Linked DNA regions of Homo sapiens: region 2 is linked to region 1. A link is a contact called in ENCODE Hi-C or POLR2A ChIA-PET data. All regions are on one chromosome and are shown on one strand. Each heading gives the region's core, a stretch centred on a gene start or an enhancer-like site at or near the end of the contact. The rest is flanking DNA. Distances are from core to core; before and after follow the strand shown. Region 1 overlaps SLCO3A1 (solute carrier organic anion transporter family member 3A1). Region 2 holds the start of FAM174B (family with sequence similarity 174 member B).

The links. Hi-C counts contacts between places; a loop is a spot of excess contacts on that map. ChIA-PET counts read pairs that join two places held with the same protein, here RNA polymerase II (POLR2A).
Region 2: a map of posterior vena cava shows a loop between it and region 1 (7-fold over the local background). The contact joins the promoter of FAM174B here to the enhancer-like site in region 1. A Hi-C loop is called at or near these places in 1 of 168 maps with a recorded cell type or tissue (posterior vena cava). POLR2A ChIA-PET finds 5 or more read pairs at or near these places in 1 of 52 experiments (PC-9).

What each region holds. Positions count from the first base shown.
Region 1 is chr15:92,072,510-92,077,398 of GRCh38, reverse strand. All of the region lies in intron 2 of SLCO3A1 (solute carrier organic anion transporter family member 3A1), which reads right to left. Among named protein-coding and RNA genes, the nearest start is that of SLCO3A1, 220 kb to the right of the region's middle. Within about 2 kb of position 2,603, at least 5 of the 41 ENCODE cell types and tissues checked have a DNase peak (open chromatin) inside an H3K27ac peak, as active enhancers do.
Region 2 is chr15:92,652,698-92,658,161 of GRCh38, reverse strand. FAM174B (family with sequence similarity 174 member B) reads left to right here and starts at 2,387. Exons shown (of 3, transcript NM_207446.3): 1 at 2,387-2,846. The coding sequence starts at 2,503. RefSeq lists silencers at 2,211-2,260, 2,541-2,740, 2,841-2,890, 2,941-3,010.

The sequences.
Region 1 (4,889 bases), core at 1,354-3,853:
GGAGTCTGTGGTAATCAGTGAAGGTCCTCACGCCGTGTCTGTCAAAAAAATGACCATCTCCGAAAAGCCCAAGAAGGGAAGGGAGGCCTGCTATTACCCCAACCACAGGGTAATAGAAGGACCCATATCAGGGACCTCCCTGATATGGTTTCGCTGTGTCCCCACCCAAATCTCATCTTGAATTGTAGCTCCCATAATTCCCACGGGTCGTGGGAGGGACCCCATGGGAGGTAACTGAATAATGGGGGTGGTTACCCTCATGCTGTTCTCACGATAGGGAGTTCTCACGAGTTCTGATGGGTTTATACGGGGCTTTTCTCCATTTTGTTCAGCACTTCTCTCTCCTGCCACCATGTGAAGAAGGAAGTGATTGCTTCTTCTTCTGCCATGATTGTAAGTTTCCTGATGCTTTCCCAGCCATCCTGAACTGTGAGTGAATTAAATCTCTTTTCTTTATAAATTATGCAGTTGTAGGTGTGTCTTTATTAGCAGCATGAGAATGGACTAATACACTCCCCAATCTCATACAGTCCGTACTTGACTCGGTTCATCTTCCCAAAACATATTAAATCACACTCATCCCCTATTTTAAACCCTCACAGGCTTCCTGACTCCATGCCAGGCTGTGCGACTACAGGCAGATGGGGCTCTGAGTGCAGGTGGGGACCTGGCTCAGGGCCTCCCTCCGAGTGTGTGCTGACTGGTGGGGATTGCCCTGGCTGGTGTACGGTGCTGGTGTACAGTGTCCAAGGAGGCCCGTGAGCACCAGAGTGAGGCTCAGCAGAATGAGAATCAGGCTCTGGGGGCAGAGTGGGTGGGCTAGCGGCAGGTCCCTGGGGCACTGTCTATCCGTGGATTCATGCCCAGGCCCCATGCAGGAGCAAATGAGTAGAGACTCAGTGATCATGCATAGGGCACAAGATAGGGATGGGAGCTGGGGTTCCAGGATAAAGCAGAAATCCTAACATCAAAACTACGTCCTGCATCCGGGGAAAGTACTGAACATGCAGCAGAACATAGGCTGCATCAGCAGAAATCCCTCCTATCTAGAGGCAGGGTTGGTGTCCTGAGGTTCTGACTGGGAAGGGCAGACTGCAGAGGTGCTAGCCAGGTTGGCACCAGCTGCACGCAACCGATGCATTCTCACCCCTTTCCAACCTCACCTCCAGCGGGGCCCCTACACCATGGGTTTTGTTTGACGAACGGTGGAAAACAGTCAAGATGTGAGTCAAATGCAAATTTCACCCTGATTTTATCACTAAGGGGGACACGGCCGCTTGCTGACATGACAGTCGGCTGATTTTGAAGCCTGGTGAAAACTAAGGATGGATTATTAAACTCTGGATTTATGTGTTCTGCAAGCAGGGAGCTGTCACTGTCAGAAGTCGACAGAGTTTAGCAGGAACAAGTCACGCCAGACCAACTTCATTTCCTCTGCAGTTTTCTGATAGGAACAGGATGCTGATTAGATTGAAGACAAGTCATAAACACATTATACTGTGAGGCAAGTACAGACTGGACAAAAACACTCACTCACTATATGAGAGAGGGAACCATGCATGATGCTGAGACACAGAACTGGCGGAACCATCTCAAAGCCGTGGAGCAGATGTGTGAAGTCCTGTGGAGCAGGATGGAGGTCTTGGCCAGTGTGCCAAAGGGTCACTCCTATCCCATTCTCTGCATGTGGGATGGATACACTGGCATGTTATGCCCATTTGAGAGGGAAGATTCATACACTAGAGGTAGACTGAGGATTCAACATGGCCAAACTATCTGTCTGAAAGGGAGCCAGCATTCGCCTGCAAGCACTTTAGGATGGGCTGAGGAAGGTATGGAGCAAGAGCTCATCAAGGCAGGAAGAGCTGCAGCGGAATGGAGCTTCAGCATGAGTTCCCACCAGTGATGCACTTATCCCAAATGCCCATGCAACCTCCGTGGCATTAACAGAGTCAGGGTTACAAAGGGGCAGCCCCCATATTCTCATAGAGTCAGCTGCCAGTGTGGTCAGTCTGGAATGTGACATTTAGAGGGGGCCATACCATGCTGGATTACCTCCTGGAGGGGCTTTTGGGAGAAGTAAGGATCTAGAAGCCGTGCCATGTAATAACTAAAGGACTGGAGAAGTTTAGCCCCAGAAAACACAATGAGCAGGCAGCAAGGCTGGAACACTGTCATGGGGAATAAAAGCTTAAGCACCAAGTTTCCCTCCAGAAGCCAGAGTCGGATTCAGGATGCAGTCATAAGATAGCAGGTGACAAGGAACATGGAGCACGGGGGACTGGCTGTCTTCAGAGGGGTAGTGAGCTGCTCACCACCAAGGGTATTCAGGTGGAGGCCAAGTGCCCAGGTATCAGGGTTGAAGGGAAGGGCATTCCTGCTGGGTGATAGGAAGGCAGACTGGAGAGTCCCCAAGTCTGAACAAACTGCCAAAACTTTCTCAAGCATCTCACCATCCCAGGCATCCAGAGGACCCGGAATCCACCTCACTGTTGGCTCTATGCCACGGGTGTGAAGTACTTTCCTGAAGGGGCAGAAGTGATTACACTCAGCACAGGGAGGAAGCAGGATGTGGGGCTGCCTACCAGAAAGCCATGTCAGCTCCTGGCCACCCCCCACCGCCCTGCTTGTCAGCTCTCTCGAGATTCCCAGACTGAATCAACATGAGTTGCTTAATTTCTCTGCGTCTCTGTCCTGGAAGATGGCTTTTCTGGAAAACTCATCCTTGCAGGCAGTGTGTTCCTCTAGAGAAATCTGAGCATCGGGGTTCTAACTCACAGGCTGGAAAATGGAGGCCAGGTATTGCTGAGGAATGTCTCCTCTAAAAAAGGTAACAAGACAGACTGGTAAATAGCAGACCTTCAGGGCATACCACGTTCACCTGGGCAGATCACCTGGTGAGGTCCTTAAGGCCCACCTGAGACCAGAACTGGAGAAACGATCCTCATAATTGGAACAAACAATATGAGCTTTATTCTTCTGGAAGATCACTTCTGGTTCTGTTTGCAGATGAAGGAGAGGGAAGAGACAAATTGTGCACAGCAGGGAAGCAAAGTCAGCCTCTGACTGCATCTTTCGGGTTGGTGTTAACTGAATGGCTCAGACTTCCTGCATCAGCAATGGGCAGGCAGCAACTGGGCCTTTAAAAAAAATTATAAGGAAAATGACTGTTTAGTTCTGACACATGACAGGCTGGCTTGAAAGAAGATAGGTTCTCTTTATTTTTTCAGAAGGAGTTTCACTCTTGTCGCCCAGGCTGGAGTACACTGGGACGATCTTGGCTCACTGCAACCTCTGCCTCCTCGGTTCAAGCAATTCTCCTGCCTCAGCCTCCCAAGTAGCTGGGATTACAGGTGCCTGACACCATGCCCAGCTAATTTTTTGTACTTTTAGTAGAGACGGGGGTTTCACCATGTTGGCCAGGTTGGTCTTAAACTCCTGACCTCAGGTGATCCACCTGCCTTGGCCTCCCAAAGTGCTGGGATTACAGGCGTGAGCCACGGTGCCTGACCTCGAGCATAGGTTCTCTTAAAGCAGTGGTTCTTAACCAGTGGCAACTTTGCCCGCCAGGGAACACTGAGCCATGTCTGAAGACAGTTTTGCTTGTCACAATGGGCTGGGGTTGCTGCTGGCATCTGGTGAGTAAAGGCCAAAAATGCCACTGAACCTGCAATGCACAGGGCAGTCTCCACAACAAATAATTATCCGTTCTAAAATGTCACTAGATGAGATGGAGTTGAGAAACTACTCAAAAGCCACCGAAGTGCAATTGATCTCAAAGCCTTGCTTGGCACACAGTCCACTTGTGGTGTAAGCAGGAAAGGATGTGGGGAGCTCACTGGGATCTGTTTAATATGGCTTGTCATTTGGTACTTAGAATTGAATAGGCTTGAAGAATGCTCTCTTTTCTGCCAAAGGAAAAGATGAAAACCTGAACCCTACAATTCTAGAGCTCTTGGCTTTCTTTGAAAGCCAGAATTAACTTTCTTGTCCACTGGTTCAGGAACCAACCCTTCTGTGAAGTCAGAAGTGTTTCCATAACATCTCAACACCTTTTCCACGGGGTAGAATGTCGTGGGATGAGGATAGAGTAAACTCATGCTACCGAGCCCTGGAAATGACCCAAGAACTAAGGATCTCATTTAGACTCTATGTCAACACTGTAGCGTAGACCTGAATATCTCATTTTTCACAGATGATGAAACCGAGAGGCCAAGTGGTCTTGTGGAAACTCCAGGCCCATTTCCCAGCGTAGGCCTTTGACTCCCAAGTCTCCCAAGCTCTCTCTGCTAAAACTCTGGTTTTCAAATTTGGATCCTTGGTGCATGGCTTACCGGGCAAAGGATGGGGGAAAGGGGTGGGATCTGAATGTGTGGAGGTCAAGGTCCTGACAATGTGATAATGATATAAGCAGAGCTCTCCCCTTTCTCTCTTCTGCCCCGTGTAAGGTTTTTGTACTGGGTTGAATGACGATCCTCAAAAAAAATATGTCTATGTCCTGGAACCTGTGAATGAGACCTTATTTGGAAAAAGGGTCTTTGCAGATGTAATTAAGTTAAGGATCTTGAGATGAGATCATCCTGGGCTACCTTAGTGGGCCCATAAATCCAAGTGTCCTTATAATAGACACACAGAAAAGAGAGAAGGGGAGCAGAGGATGCCAGTAAAGCCACAGACATGAGTTACACAGTCACAGACCAAGGAACGCCTGGATCTATCAGAAGCTGGAAAGGCAAGGAAGGATTCTCCCCTGGCTTCTGGAGGGAGCACAGGTCTGCTTGATTTCAGATTTATGGTGTTTAGAACCATAAGATAATAAGCTTGTGTTGTTCTAAGTCACCAAGTTTGTGGACAAAAATACAGTTTTTGCGTAAAGTTGTTGCATAGTC
Region 2 (5,464 bases), core at 1,138-3,637, 580 kb before region 1:
GATGTAGACCATCAGTCCACAAATTGTGGCAAAATAAGGAAAACAGCACTAATATTTTCTCTGTCCTATGGAAGCTTCCAGTGGCCTTGAGCTGGGTACTATTTGTCCCTACTTCAGATTTTTTTTTTTTTTTTGAGACAGAGTTTTGCTTTTGTTGCCCAGATTGGAGTGCAATGGCGCGATCTTGGCTCACCGCAACCTCTGCCTCCCGGGTTCAAGCGATTCTCCTGCCTCAGCCTCCCGAATAGCTGGGAATACAGATATGCACCACCACACCCAGCTAATTTTTATTTTTAGTAGAGACGGGGTTTCACCATGGTCTCGAACTCCTGACCTCAGGTGATCCACTTACCTTGGCCTCCCAAAGTGCTGGGATTACAGGCGTAGCCACCACGCCCAGCCTATTTCAGATATTAAAAACCTGGTATTCAGTGGTTAAATACTTGGCCAAGGCCATTCAGTGGTCAAACCTTTCATCCTGGCTAAGAGGCTCAAAGCCCAGGACCTCTTTGCTGTATCGTGCAGGAATTTCTGATAAGTACAAAAATAAGAGGCTGTGATAGCTGAGGTTTATGCCTTGGAGAACAGTTCTCCAAAATCATGGAATCAGAGGTGTTTCTTTAAAAACTTACTTTTATATATTCTATCATACTGATATGATGATGTTGACTCTCTACTAATGCAACATTTTTAACATACCAGAAGGTGATATTTCAGAGTTAGAAGAGACCTAAATCATGTGATCTATCCATATCTCTTATCACTGGGGCATATTTAACATGGAATGCATATTTAACATGCATTTCAGAAGTACCTTCTGGATGATGACTTCTGATAATCTGATTGTTGTCCATCCCCCCAGATCAAAATGAATTACACTGTAGGTGGCAGGCAGCTTCTAGGATGGCCCCAATGATCCCTGCTTCCTGATATTCATACTGTTGTGTAATTCCTTCTCCTTGAGTGTGGATAAAACCTGTGACTTGCTTCTAACTGATAGAATATGACAAAGGTGTGAGAATGTCACTTCTGTGATGAGGTTTCATAAGACAGTGACTTCTGTCTTGGTAGGTGACTCTTTCTATTGCTATCTTGACTTGCATACTTTGATGAAGCAAGTTGCTATGTTGGAAGGGCCCCATGCCAAGGAACTGAGGGCAACCTCTGGCCAACTGCCCCAAGGAAACTGAGGCTCCAGTCCAACAGCCAGTGCAGGGCTGAATCTGGCCAAAAAATGCTGATTGAGCTTGGAAGCAGATCCTTCCCCAGTTGAGCCTTCAGAGGAGACCCCAGCCCCAGCTGACACCTTGATTGCACCTTTGGGAGAGGCTCTGAAGCAGAGAACCCAGGTAACCTATGGTCAGTTTCCTGACCCACAGACTGTGAGATACTAAATGCATGTTGTTTTAAGCAGCTAGGTTTTAGGGCAATTTGTTATGCTGCAGTAGACAACTAATACACTGTACTATATTTGTCTCTTTTTCCAGCAGGACCAGAAATGGGCTGTTTAAGGTCCCTGGGACCTTGTCATGTCATGTGTATTTAACTGTTTACCCACCACCGAAAAGCTTCCTGCCAGGACCCATCTGCAGTGTAAAAGGGGAACCCTGAAGCCCTGGGAATGGCTCCTAGTACTTCAGGTAGGGGCTCTGTGTCCCCATCAGTTTCCACCTTTGGGCCTCCCACTAGAACTTCCTTAATTGTCTTTCTCCACCTAAGCATCATTTAGCTTACAAACCAGAGGCAGCAAGCCAATTATTCCCCGGAGAAACTTCAGCCAGGCAGGGGGGCATTAACCACACCAACTGGTGTTCCACAACAAAGGTATGAGAGGCAGAGATTCACATCCCAGTCCGGTTCGTAAGCAGAGGCGCATGAAATAAGAAACCCCTTTTGAGAAAGAGGGAAATTAGGGGAGATACTGAAATTATGCGTTGCATAGGACATCAGGCAACCACTTCACTGTCGGCTTCAGTTTTTGATCTGCAAGATGGGAGTCTACTTCTAGGTCCCATAGTTTTTGATTCTTAGTCTGACACAATGTGGGTTGCTGTGAGCTGGCTCTTTGGGTGCCAAGTCAGCTATCAAATGTGGGTAACAGAATACCTGTCTTCAAAGGGGGTTGTAGAATTAAATGAAATAAATAAAACACGTGAAACGTGTAACACAGGGCCAGCCCAAGTGTCATCGTGGCAGTTGCTGCTTCACCACGGGGTCTCAAGTCCCGAGGAATTGGGGTCGCGGGCGAGCGGAGCGCAGCCGGGACCCAGGCCGGGTGGCCTGCCCCGCCCACGTGGGGCCGCGGCCCGTCGAATGACTCCTTGCAACGTGTTGGTGGTGGCGGCGGCGGTGGCGCGGGCTCTTCCGGGCGCCGCAGCTTCCTGCCAAGCACCGCGCAGCCGCCTCCGCCGCAGGATCCCCCGGTGCAGGCCTCCGTGCTGGTGCGGATCCTGGAGCTCAGCCGCGCGCGCCCTGCCCGATCCTGTGCCGACCCACCGCACTATGCGCGCCGTGCCGCTGCCCGCCCCGCTCCTGCCGCTGCTGCTGCTCGCGCTCCTGGCCGCTCCCGCCGCCCGCGCCAGCAGAGCCGAGTCCGTCTCCGCGCCGTGGCCCGAACCCGAGCGCGAGTCGCGGCCACCGCCCGGCCCGGGGCCCGGGAACACCACCCGGTTTGGGTCTGGGGCGGCGGGCGGCAGCGGCAGCTCCAGCTCCAACAGCAGTGGCGACGCCTTGGTGACCCGCATTTCCATCCTCCTCCGCGACCTACCCACCCTCAAGGCAGCCGTGATCGTGGCGTTCGCCTTTACCACCCTCCTCATCGCCTGCCTGCTGCTGCGCGTCTTCAGGTGGGCCCTCCCGCCCTCTTCCTTCCCCCGCCGGCCGACAGGGCGGCATCGCCAACCTGCTGTCGCCGCGCGCCCGCCCCACCTGCACGCACAGGTGCCCTGGTGCGCCCCAGCCAGCCGTGTGCCTCCTGCCCTGCCCGGGAGAGTGGGTGGGGGGCCGGGGTGTGCTCGTCTGGATTTTCCTGGTACATGTTTTAGGAATTTTCTTTCCTCTCTTTAACTATATATATAAAATAAATATGTGGTTCCCATTTGTTGGCTTTCTGCTAATGCTGAACACTAACAATAGCGCTCTGAATTCTGACAGCGTTTCCCATAATTTATTTTTATAATCATTTCACAGATGAGGAAAACATTTTCAGAGAGGCAAAATGGCTCATCTAAGGTAAACTCAGTGGTGGAGGTAGGACTTGAACCCAGGCCTGTCTAACTTTAATCTCGCTACTCCCTCTCCCTTCTACCATCTGCAGCTCCCTCACGCCCCGCCTACTTTTTCTTCTTCTTCTTCTTCTTCTTTTTTTTTTTTTTGCTACTGAAAGAAGCAGTTTCTAGTGTGGGGGGTAGTAGAATTGCCTCCAGAATTACGCTGGAGGGGTGCTTTGCACCAGGGGTTGGAGCTGAGCTTCAGGATTCTAGGCGACCCTTGGTGGCCTCCCTTATTTTCTGTTGGTGGGGGACACAGACGGCTTTCCTAGGCTCCTGCCTAAGTTGCGCTAGATGAACATTCACAGGGGCATGAGGGATCTTGGAGAGCCTTTTGTAGGTTGCTCACGTTCAGGGATAAAGTGTCTGGTAAATTAGGAAGGATGTCCCAGGTCCTTGATCCCTGTCCATCCTGGTGGACAGGGCTAAGAGGAATGCAAGGACATTTCCTTTAATGCCTGGGAAATCCTGTTTTTGCAGGAAATGAACCAAACCTGTCCTGTTACTGAGGCCCGCCTGGAAGTCTGGGTGTGTGTGTCAGCTGTTCACTGCTGCCTCCCTCTGCTTCCAAGCGTACACACAGTGCTTTGGTGTTTGATCAGCTGTGGCAGGTTGGGCTTCAGGGCTTGCTCTCCTGGTAGCATTTTCAGTGCAACAGCAGAAACCAGACCAGGAAAAGGCAGAGTTAGGAGCCATCTATGTATTGAGCTTTGCTGTCAGTTGTGTGTGACTTTGAGTCCAGGTGTTTTCTTCTGTGTCTGTAGGATTAGATGCCAGTGGTCTGAGAAAATGGAGAAAGGGGAAGTATGGTCCCACGCTCACCTCACCATTCCCTGCCTTGTCTCAGGCCACATCGTTCCTCACTCTGCTGGTCTCCTTGATGTTCTCTGGGTTGAAATGCTCCTGTCTTCTTCCCACTCTACCCACTGGCCTCAATCCTCTGTTTACAAACTCTAGCAGCTCTCTGTGGCCACTACCTAGGCATGGCAATACCTGGGTGTGGCATTTGGGGCCCTTGCAAGCTGGCCCCCGTCTGCAACGCAGACATCAACCAGCGCTTCTGAGCCTAGTACCTTGTCACTTGCTCCTTATGCTCTGTGGTTTCCCGCTTCTAGCCTAATTCTTGCCTCTATATTCTACAAGTGCGTGCAGCCACCAAGGCCCAGCTCCCATCCTCCTTCCTCTGTATAGTTTTCCTGGACATTTGAATGAGGCTGTCACTATTTTCTGACCTCCTCATCCCTAATCTGTGCATCCTTCAGTCCAACCATGCCATGCTGGCTTCTGCACTCAGCAGAGGGCCCTTGAGGTTGGGAAGTCCAGTTCATCTTCGTGTCTCCATGCCCGATGCGGGCCTGCCATTCAGCAGAGGTGCCATTGTCATCTACGGACTTCCTGATTGTTCAGTTGGAGTGAAGGTTAATGCCTAGAGCAGCTCTGAGTCTGGAGGTTTGAAACATTTAGCTCAAAATAGGCCCTGGAGTCCACAAGGCTGTGTATTTTTTTTAGAAGGTATTTGAACAATTTTGCTAGTCTGCTGTTTATTACTCAGGAGTAGGGGAGAAAAGAAGGCAGCATGCACCCAGATGTGAGGGGTGCGAGACTCATGTTGGAGTGGGTAAGCCAGCACTCTAGCCTGGAAGAGATGGGTCTTTAGTAGCTTGGGTGTGGAGTGTTGAAAGAAGTTTACGACTTCATAGGAGAAGCTGGTTATGGACATGATCTGCGTCTCTTCCCAGGAAGGCAATCTTGTTAGGGTGAGTTTTCAGGTGGACAGCTGCCACCCCAGATTCTGATCTAGAGAGGACTTTGTAATATTTTACAGCTTGCAAGGGCCCTGATGGTGCACAGTCCCCATGTGTTTCTTTGCAGTTGAGAAAGTTGCATCCCAGGAAGTGGAATAAGTCATTGCTAGATTCTAGAACACTCTGCAAGTCTGTGTAGCCAAGGCAGGGCCAGCACCTCATCTGTGCTATTCGGTCTGTACTGTGGCCTTTCCCCTGTCCCACGCTCCCCTGTAACCTTGGTTAGTCAGCTAACCAAATGCCTGCTCTGCTGGCTGGGGGCCCTCCTTCCTTTCTCCCTCTGCAACTCCTTAGCCTGCGGGCACCGAGTCCTGGAAATTCCACCACCTGAGTCTCCAAGAGACTGTCTCACCTCTGCCCACACCACCTTCCCCAGTGAAGCTTCGCCAC